Regions from separate parts of the Homo sapiens genome. Here region 1 is linked to region 2. A link is an interaction called in ENCODE POLR2A ChIA-PET data of the cell type or tissue named here. Cell type or tissue: GM12878. All regions are shown on one strand. Each heading gives the region's core, and the rest is flanking DNA. Links, peaks and the distances in the headings are about the cores only. Region 1 has its middle 80 kb from the start of MIR4643. Region 2 has its middle 130 kb from the start of MIR4643.

Evidence for each region. Peaks named below come from ENCODE experiments on the same cell type or tissue, not always from the same donor. Only the 100,000 strongest peaks of a DNase experiment are listed, where the experiment ranks them.
Region 1: POLR2A ChIA-PET joins it to region 2 with 8 read pairs; 3 of 35 experiments call an interaction of 5 or more read pairs at or near these places.

What each region holds. Positions count from the first base shown.
Region 1 is chr6:91,439,210-91,444,603 of GRCh38, forward strand. No RefSeq gene overlaps it. Among named protein-coding and RNA genes, the nearest start is that of MIR4643, 80 kb to the right of the region's middle. In GM12878, for the core only: no CTCF peak of the experiment used is centred there; a DNase peak (open chromatin) is centred at 3,331; H3K27ac peaks cover 1,021 bases.
Region 2 is chr6:91,388,806-91,394,199 of GRCh38, forward strand. No RefSeq gene overlaps it. Among named protein-coding and RNA genes, the nearest start is that of MIR4643, 130 kb to the right of the region's middle. In GM12878, for the core only: no CTCF peak of the experiment used is centred there; no DNase peak of the experiment used is centred there.

The DNA of each region.
Region 1 (5,394 bases), core at 274-5,273, 51 kb after region 2:
GAAGGTCACACAAGTGCTTAATAATGAAGCATGGCACATCCCCTGGCCATCTGCTCAGCTTTTCTCATAATGCCCTGCACCCTGCCCTGTGACATCTTTTTCCCTTTATACTATACTTACTCATAAAAGTTTTCAGATACAAATAAACAGCCCAGTGAGTTTAAGTTAAATGTTCGTATGTGTGTGTGTGTGTGTTAGTTGATTAAGAGTTTTCCAATATCATCATTTGGACTGCTATCCTAAATGTAGGCACTGGGCATTAGTTGGCATTAATAATCTTTTTTAGTTCTAAATTTACTCATCCCATGTACTCAACAACCACATATTTTCATATATAATATTCATTACTTAGTATTTTTGAGCAAGTGGTTTGTGTCAGTAACTCTATATTGAGGATGCAGCATGACCTGTGCTTCAAGAATAATTATTCAAATGATTACCATTTACAATCATGATAAGTGGTATGAAGGAAGGTGAGTGCTATGAAAATGTCTAACAGGGAGTATGGTCTAATTCAGAATCCCCTTTCTTCCAGTGCTATTTAATCTGATACCTGAATAATGAAGCTGGGTGGAGAGAAGACAGTGAGCTTTTTAGGCAAAATGAACTGTAAGTGTAATTACCTAGAGATGGAGAAAACTTGGGTTTTTTAGCCGCTGGTGTGAACATAGAAAGCCATGATGGGGTTTTTGACCACAAGAATCTTACAATGAGAGGAAAAACGTTGTAGAAGACTCGTTATTGATTTTTTCCACAACTAGCCAAAACAACTAACTGTAATTCTGAGTAAATATATTACTTTTGGGAACAGAGAAGAAAGAAAGAGAATTGACTTGAGGTATTTTGTGTTATGTTTTGTTCCCGTTTATCTACAGCCTTTATCTCTGTGGTCTTGAATGTTTTACTCTTTACTTGAAAGTGTTAAGAGCAATGAGATCAAGAAAACTAGAGAAATAGTAAAGCACTCAAGAACATGGAGATAAAGTTGGAGAAACACGTACTAAAACCTTCAGAGACAATGTGATAAAATGAGGAAAGTAGTAAGATCTGCCTTCAACTGATAAAGCTGTGGAACTAGGAGTTTCACTTTTGCCACAGGACTTCCCTGCAATGTCATCTAGTCCACTTGTGTGTGGACAGTTCAGGTTAAAATAAGAATTACTAAAACTTATGTAGCACTAACAATGAGTTAGATTTGTGCTGTCCAAATTGTAGTCACTAACCACATGTGGCTGTTGAGCACGTATCTGATTGGAGATGTGTGTAAAGGTAAAATACATACTGAATTTTGAAGACTTAGCATTTAAAAATGTGAAATAAGATGTCTTAGTACTTGCTAAAATTGGTGGCATGGTTAAAATGATAATGTATTATATATTTGGGTTAAATTTTTAAAAAATTAAAATCAATTCCACCTACCTCTTTTTACTTTTTACAGTGTGGCTATTAAAAAATTTAAAATTACACATCTTACATTATATTTTTATTGAACAGTGCTGGTTTCGTTACTGGGGATGAGGCAGTGAACCAAACACAAATTCTCTGATCTCATGATGTTGACATTCCTCTACTGAAGACAGGCCATACGCCAGAACTAAATAATAGGTCTTATCAAGAATGATAAAACACATTTAGAGTGCAGAGGAAATGTGGTGACTTTGTTTTGTTTTTTTTTGTTTTTGTTTTTGTTTCGAGATGGAGTCTCGCTCTGTCGCCCAGGCTGGAGTGCAGTGGCGCCATCTCAGCTCACTGCAAGCTCCGCCTCCCGGGTTAACGCCATTCTTCTGCCTCAGCCTCCTGAGTAGCTGGGATTGCAGGTGCCCGCCACCACGCCCAGCTAATTTTTGCAGTTTTAGTAGAGACAGGGTTTCATCATGTTGGTCAGGCTGGTCTTGAACCCCTTATCTCGTGATCCTCCCTCCTTGGCCTCCCATAGTGCTGAGATTACAAGCGTGAACCACTGCGCCTGGCCTGTGGTGACATTTTGAATAGTGATTCAGGATACATCTCTCTGATTGGAGCAGAAAGATAGAATGGGAGAGAACCAAGGAGGTTTGGGGAAAGAGAATTCCAGGCTGAACCACAAACACAGAGGGTGTGCAATGGGGGTATGTTCAGTGTAGTTGGAGTGCAATGAGGAAACAGGAGAAAGATAAGAAGTGAGGTTGGAAAAGGGGGAGTTGCCAGATTATAAAGGGCCTTTGTTGGCCAGAGTTAGGGTTTTGGATCTTATTCTGAATGAAATGGTATAGTAGATTGAATGCAAAAATGTAGTAGTTATTTCTGTGTACCCATACGCTTTTGTAGTGTGACCTTGCAGCTCTTCCTCACAATGAATCTAGGTGGGCTTCATACTTGTTTTGACTGATAGAATGCAGTGAAGTGGCATCATATGGTTTCTGATTTCCTTGCCTAGGCCTCAGTAGGCCTTGCACTGTTCTGCATTCTTAGAGCCTTGGCAGCTGTCATCAGAACAGGCCCACATTAGCTTACAACAAGATGAGAAATCATGTAGGCCAGAGTTAAAACCCCTCAGTTGTCCCAGCTGACACTTCAGTGATATTAAAGCGCTAGGCTGAGATCCACTGAACCTTGCTCAGATAAGCAGAACATCTCCCTAAGTTGGCCTAAAGATTTTAAAGTAATAATAAATGGCTATTTTAATCCACTAAATTTTACAGTGTTTGCTTATGCAGAATTTTTGAGTTTTGTCAAATGAATCATCAGTTTAGAGGAGTAGTGATCGAGGTAAAAAGTTATTTTATTTGAATATATATTTGAGATTAGGTCCAAAAGCATTTTCTAATGGACTGAAAGTGAGGTATACAAGAAGTAGAGAAGACAAGAATGACTCTGACATCTTGGCTGTCACAACTGAAAGAATAGTGTTGTCATTGCTAAGACAGAAAAAACTGGGGAAGTAGCTATTTGTGTAGAGAAAAATCAAGTGTTCACTTTTTTTACATGTTAATTTAAAGACTTTTTTTAGGCATCCAAATTGAGATGTCAAATAGACAATTGGAGAAGGAGTTCAGGAATAAAATCTGGGCAGGATTCTTAAATGTAAAAATAAGTAACATCATAAATGGCATCGAAAGCCATGGGAGTGGATGATATTGCTTAGGAAGTGATGGGGAAAGGGCCAAAGATTGAGCCTGAGTGTTCAATGTTTGAAAGTTGGGAGGGTGAGGAACATCTTGTACAGCAAGCTGAGAATGAGGGATCAGTTAGTGATGCAGATAACCTGGAGAGAAGCAAAGTGAAAGTAGAGAGTTTCAAGCCAGACTAATCAGCAACATCAGTAGCTTCCTGTAAGTTAAGTAAGCTGAGAAATGAAAAGTGATCAATGAATCTGGCAATACAGAAATTTTTGTTGTGTTTTCTAGGAGCAGCTTTTGTGGTAAGTTGACGAAAGCGGAAGTGGTGTTAAGAGAAAAAAAAGAGTAAGACAGAAATTGTAAAATATCTTGAAAATTTGCTGTTAATTGAAAACAGGACTGGGACTCAAATTGGAGGGAAAGTAGGGTTAAGAGAGTTTTTGTTTTTTAAAAAAAGATATGAATTATGATTGTTCATTAGAATGCAGATAAAGATAATACTATCTTGATGTAAAAATTGATGACAAACGGAAGATAGGGACAATATAGGAAACAACATTCTTGACTAGTAAGATTGGATGAAGCCCAGGGCACTGAAGGTTCTCAGGAATGGCAGGAGGGAAGGCAGAGAGGGCACACATAAAAGAAGGCAAGAAGATTCATTCACTCCTGAAGGCATGTGGAATTTTCTCTTCCAACGGATTCTGTTGTCTTAGGGAAACCAGAAGCAAATCAATCTGGCAAGTGTGAGGATGGGGGTGCAGGATTGGATGTTGGAATAAAAGAAGATAAATAACAGTCTAGAAAAATAAGAGTGGATAGATTTAATTTGCTAGAGCTACCAGATAACCTGAGAGTCTTTTCTGAGATTCATGAGCAATCATTTATGCTGATTTATTGATCCAATGTGTGCTGTTTGGACGGAAGATGCAGAGTAGGTGGGGAGCTGGCTTTAACCAGGTTGTGGCTTAACCAAGGAGTGTCACAACAGAACTGATGGACTTTGGTGGGTCTTAGAACGTTAATTAACTGGACAAAGAAGGGGAACCATACTGTATAATGGATAATGGAAAGAAGTAAAGACAATTGGATCAGGACATTTGAGATCTTAATTTTCTTTCAAATGTAGAATACCAGAGAAGTAACCTGGACATACAGGAGGTAGTATTTAGAAAGTGGTGTGCCTGAAAACAAGATGCCTATAGACAGTGTCATCTTTGGTAAATGAGGTCTAGGGAATTAATTTTCAAGAGAAATAATACCACACCCTAAGGGTTTGTTTTTGTTTTGAAATTTGTGGGCAGTTTTTATTGTTACAGTGACTGGGAGTGATGCAAGATTTAGTGGTAGGGCCAAGGAGCTAGATGCTCTTTGATGTTCAGAACAATACGTTACACCTAAATCTATTAGCTTGTAACTGCTGTATTCACAGTGATTCTACATATAAATATATTTATTTAGCTCATTTAAAAATCTTGAATATCAGGTTATTGTTTGAAATTGGGTTTTGTAGATAGGACTACAAATAAACACTTGCTAATATGAATATTCCTCCCACGTTATTTTCTAATAAAGAAATCAACTTGTTAAAACTAAGCAAAGATTTACAAAGAAGGATGCTGACAAGGTTAGAAGGCATATGTCGTATTTCCAAGCTTTAAAGAAAACATTTGAAAAATCTAATATTGTGTCTGGAATGCATACAAATATCCAAATAAAAACAAATATCTGCTTGCTTTTTATGTGTGCACACATCATCACAAAATAGTAACCTTCATATTATTAGGCAAAATTAATTTTACCAACTATATAAGATGTTTTCGGTATGCTGACCAAAGACATCCAAGTGAAATAATTTCTGTCTTTCATTGAGCAAAGATACTGTGTAAGGAATAATCGATGAGATCGCAAAACATGTCAAAAATTAGCCATGAAATGAACTATAGTCAAAATGAATTTTCATTGCAAGTGGATAAAACTTCCTTTGGATAACGAGGCTTTACTGTCTGCATTTGAAAGGATCGTATGGAATGAAAGCTCATAGAGAAAAATGTTATTTTAAAAATTACTGACAATAAATTTTAAGCAGTTGTCTATACTTTAAACACCTAAAAAATATTTTATAAAAAATTATTTCTTTCTTTTGTTCAAGTCATTGCTTCTGTTACAGCTGGGAATGCTAGCTATGGGTTGTTGGCGTACCAGTTTGTAGCTAATTTTTAAAATTATACCAGGTATTTTAGCAATTAATTGCACTATTTATGAATCTCACTTAGTCCTCGATAATTTTTGTCGA
Region 2 (5,394 bases), core at 91-5,090:
CACATAGCCAAAGCAAGACTAAGCAAAATGAACATCCAGAGGCATCACATTACCCAAATTTAAACTACACTATAAGGCCATAGTCACCAAAACAGCATGGTACTGGTATAAAAATAGGCATATACACCAATGGAAAATAATAGAGACCCCAAAAATAAAGTCAAATACTTATAGTCAACTGATCTTCAACAAAGTAAAGAAAAACATGAAAGTAGGGAAAGGACACCCGATTCAACAAATGGTGCTGGGATAATTGGCAAGCCACATGTAAAAGAATGAAACTGGATCCGCATCTCTCACCTTATACAAAAAATCAGCTCAAGATGGATCAAAGGCTTAAATCTAAGACCTGAAACCACAAAAATTCTAGAAGATAACTTTGGAAAAACCCTTCTAGAAATTGGCTTAGGCAAAGACTTCATGACCAAGAACCCCAAAGCAAATGCAACAGAAACAAAGATAAATACGTAGGACTTAATTAAACTAAAAGGTTTCTGTACAGAAAAAGAAATAATCAGCAGATTAAACAGACAACCCCCAGAGTGGGAGAAAATCTTTACAATCTATACATTTGATGAAGGAGTAATTTCCAGTATCTACAAGGAACTTAAATCAGCAAGAAAAAACAAACAATCTCATCAAAAAGTAGGCTAAGGACCTGAATAGGAAATTCTCAAAAGAAGATATACAAATGGCCAACAAACATATGAAAAAATGCTCAACATTAGTAATGATCAGGGAAACGCAAATCAAAACCACAATGAGATAACACCTTACTCCTGCAAGAATGGCCATATTCAAAAAGTCAAAACATAATAGATGTTGGTGTGGATGTGGTGAAAAAAGAACACTTTTACAATGTTGGTGGGAATGTGAACTAGTACAACCACTATGGAAAACAGTGTGGATATTCCTTAAAGAACTAAAAGTAGATCTACTGTTTGATCCAGCAATCACATTCCTGGATATCTACGCAGAAGAAAGGAAGTCATTATATGAAAAAGACGCTTGCACATGCATGTTTACAGCAGCAAAATTCATGATTGCAAAAATATGGAACCAGCCCAAATGCCCATCAATCAGCATGTGGATAAAGAAAATGTGGTCTATATATATAGCACGGAATAGTACTCAGCCATAAAAAGGAATGAAATAATGGCATTTGTAGCAACCTGTATGGAATTGGAGACCATTATTCTAAGTGAAGTAACTCTTGAATGGAAAACCAAACATTGTATGTTCTCACTCATAAATAGGAGCTTAGCTATAGGGTTGCAAAGGCATACAGATGATACAATGGACTTTGGAGATCAGGGAAAGGGTGGGAACGGGGTGAGAGATAAAAGACTACACGTTGGGTATAGTGTACACTTCTTGGGTGATGGGTGCACCAAAATCTCAGAAATCATCACTAAGGAACTTATTCATGTAACCAAACTCCACCTGTTCCCCAAAAACCTATTGAAATAAAAGAATAAATTTTAAAAAATCCTTGAGATCGCGAGGCTTTCTGGGAATAATTTATTTTTTAAATTATATATAAAAAAGTTGTTAAAGGGAGAAAGTATGCATCTGAAAAGGAATACACAATGAGAAGAACCAGTGCCGTTACTATGGAGAGCTGAGAGGTGGAGAATGAAAAAGCCATTGGTCTCAGTTTTCCTGCCATGATTGCCTTTTACGAGAAGGATGATATGCCAAGAACGGGTGCAGCATTCGCTGGTGCCCTGGACAGCAATCTGGAAAAAAGACAATAAAAATCAGTTTGTCATAAGGTTAAATCACAAAAGACTTCCTAGATTAGGTTTTCAGATTCTTTTTCCTTTAGAAAGATTAAAAAAAAAAAGAAATATGGGCTAAAAGCTAATTTATTTCTTTTTCTATTTTCCCCTCAGTGCAAGATGTAACGTTCAGAAAACATGTTGAGCATGTTGAAGCATTACAAAGATCAGTCTTTGGTTGTTGAATTAAAAAAAAGAAAGAAAGAAAGAAAGAAAGAAAGAAAGAAAGGCAGGGACCAAAGTCCCCATGGTAGTGAGGTTCTTGAGATAACAAGAGGTAATGGGGGCCAGGGCTTAAGGGGAAAGAAGCATTTGGTGTCTGGCAAGTAGTGAACACTCACTCAAACTTCTTGTTTAAAGAATGTGGAAAGGTCACAATAGAATTGAGGATGCGGGAGATGGGTTTCATAAAGATAGTTTTAGTTTTGTATTGGTGATGTAAAAAAGAATAGACATTTCCTCTACTATAGCTTTTTTTTCATTGAAGTTATGTCACCAAACATAAAAAAGAAGAAGACAGATTTCAGAAGGTTTCGAAAAGAGACTATAAAATGATCCAGTTGAATAGTAGAAAGGCAGGCTTACATAAAAAACAAAATATTAGCATTGTCATGTTAAATATCTACTAGGAATATTTGATCTTTTTTTTTTTTTTTGAGACAGAGTCCCAATCTGTCACCCAGGCTGCAACCTCTGCCTCCCAGGTTCAAGCGATTCTCCTGCCTCAGTCTCTCAAGTCGCTGGGACTGTAGGTGTGGGCCACCACGCCTAGATCATTTTTGTATTTTTAGTAGAGAGGGGGTTTTGCAGTGTTGGCCAGGCTGGTCTCGAACTCCCGGCCTCAAGTAATCTGCCTGTTTCGGCCTTCCAATGTGCTGGGACTACAGGCATGAGCCACTGTGCCCAGCCTGATCAAAACTTTTAGGCAAAACCAATCAAATTTGCTGGATTGTTTGTGCTAGCACTGTACCAGTCCATGGGTACAGGCATAAATAAATGGTTGAGTTTGTCCAGCATATGCAAAATCAAAGAGAAAAATGTCAAGGGAAATGAGGCCTTATGCCAAGTTTTGAATATAAATGATGAATTTTAGAATCTAAACTAGCCAGAAGAGTGGAGCCAAGAAGCTGATGTCAGTGAGAGATTGAGCAGAGAAGTTTGGAAAAGTCGAAGATTTGTACTAATGGATGAACCAGTGAGCTCAAAAGATTGGAGGTATGCATCAGAGAGAGTGAGGGTGTTCCTTGATGTCACTTGATGTTAGGGTTTCAATGAAGGTTGAAGTTTCAGGTGATGACAAAGCTAATTGTACCCCCAAGGCAATGTGTATCTATGGGGGCATGCAAAGAGACTCTCAGTGGAGATGAGCATGTCAAGGAACTGAGAGACTTAGATATCAATGGTTAACTCAAATTGATGTTGAGTCACTGAGAAAGATGGCAAAATTTGGGTAAAAGAGGAAGACTGGGGAGAAAGAAGGGGAGAAACCATATTACCAATAATGAGGGGACTGTGTGAGGGAGGAGAAAAAGAATGGCATAATCAGATGGCATGAGCCTCAAAGCAATAGGATTTTATTTTTTCAGTAAGGAATTTTACTGTAAAGAATACCCTTACCTGTATTTCATCCCTGAGGCACCTGGAATCTGTAAGAATATTCAAGCAACTTTAGAGGACTACAGGTGAAATTGTGTGCATGGGGGCAGCACTTCAGTTACAAATTCTTCCTTATAAAAAAAATCTGACATTTCAAAGGTGATTTTAAAATAATGAAGTCATTTTTTTTCTATCTGTTACTAAAATCTATCAGACTTAATTTCTTCATTTAATTAATGTAACTTGTCCCACTCAAATGTCATTTTCCATTTAATGGAAAATTAGTGCCAGTTTGTGCCAATTTTGTGAACAAATTTCTGTAAATCATATTTCAATGTCATAATAAAACACCAAAAAATACAGAATATTTTATTGATTTAACTTTCATACTACAAACATATTTTTTTTTTTTTTACCTCTGTGACATTTTAGAAATCAAAGGAATTCTAGATTGGAGTCAAAGGACTTGGGTAAAGTCTTAACTTTATTTGGTATTGTTTTATATTGGGCAGGTAACCTCCAAGCCACAATTTCTACCCCGGTAAAGTAGAGTAATACTTGCTGTATAGAACCTCATGGGCTTATGATGTGAAGTTAAGAAGATAGTAATTTGTGTGAAATAACTGTTCAGTAAGTGGCACAAGTGAAATATGTTACATAAGTTACTTATTCTGGGTCCCCATAGTATCCAAAATATACAGCAACACAGCACATATGCTTCAATAGACTCACATGTTGTGGTTGGAGGACACATATTGAGGATAATGTCTGGGAATATTGGATTCCATGGAATGGGGGTCTATCTGTATTTCTATGTGAAAAGGCCAATGGCCATATCATTAGCTCAGTAATGAAACTATGTTACTGCCCTTGGTATAATTTCTTTATGGGATTTTAATATCCCTTATTCAGGAGACAGCTTCCTCAGAGAGCTGGTGCTGACATCACAATGGGCTTTATTTCAGTGATGTGGATGTGTGTTTGGATTTTTGCCATGTTTGGATCTTATCATGTCATTTCATATGTTTATATTGTGCTAGCTGTGCACAGTGTTCATGCATCCTAATAGGAGAGCTGTATATGGTCATTGTTTCAAGAGTTAAATACCAAAGCACATTACTTATGCTTTGGCACTGACATGGCCTCAACATTTCATGAATGTTTTGCCAAACACTGAAGGGCAGTATGATAGCTTTCACCAACTTGCATTTTCTTTTATTGTTTCGAGAGTTAAACAATATCCATGACTTCCTGGGTAGCAATGGCATCCAATAAAGTCCCGTATTATGCCAATACATTTGTCTTTTTGGCCCTGAAACTCTGACCAAGATGAAGTAAAATATTAGTGAAATGATCCATTACCATATGCATTTGGGGGGATTATAACTACCCAGGTGATTTACATTTTTAGCTAGTCTTCTATTTTATTCCTTTCTTCCTTGAGTCATCTAGATAAATTGGTGGCTTATATCCATCCCAAGATCTTTTATATCCCATCCATTAAAATACCCAAGGTGAAACACCTTCACCTCAGCAACAGTCCCTTCTCTAGCCAGTTGTCACAGACCCACTGCTTGCTCTCCTGTTGCAACTCCCTTGCTCTGCAGCAGAAAATTACTATTTCTATTCCATGTAGTCTACTGAACTAACTGGTCCAGTCTCTCCTTTTAGGCTTCTTGGATTTGAGTTTCTCCTTTCTGTCTTCATTTCGTCCTCTAGGGTGTCCTGTGGTTTTCAAAAGGTCTCTCCACTTTATCCTTGGTTATGTGGAAACTGACTGGTTGCCTGCAAGGGGATAGGAGCGGAAACTGGATATTTGCCTAGAATCCCAAATTGCCCTGACACCCTTCTAAGGAAGTGGATGAAGTTACGTACTTATGCTAATCTGTATCAGGATTCACCTGGGGGATACAAGAGCGGCTAACTCTGCATTTGTTTGTGGGCAACAACAGTCTAAGCTAGGAAATGTCACATACTCTATCCATACTCCATATGCATCTCACTTTGCTCCACAAAA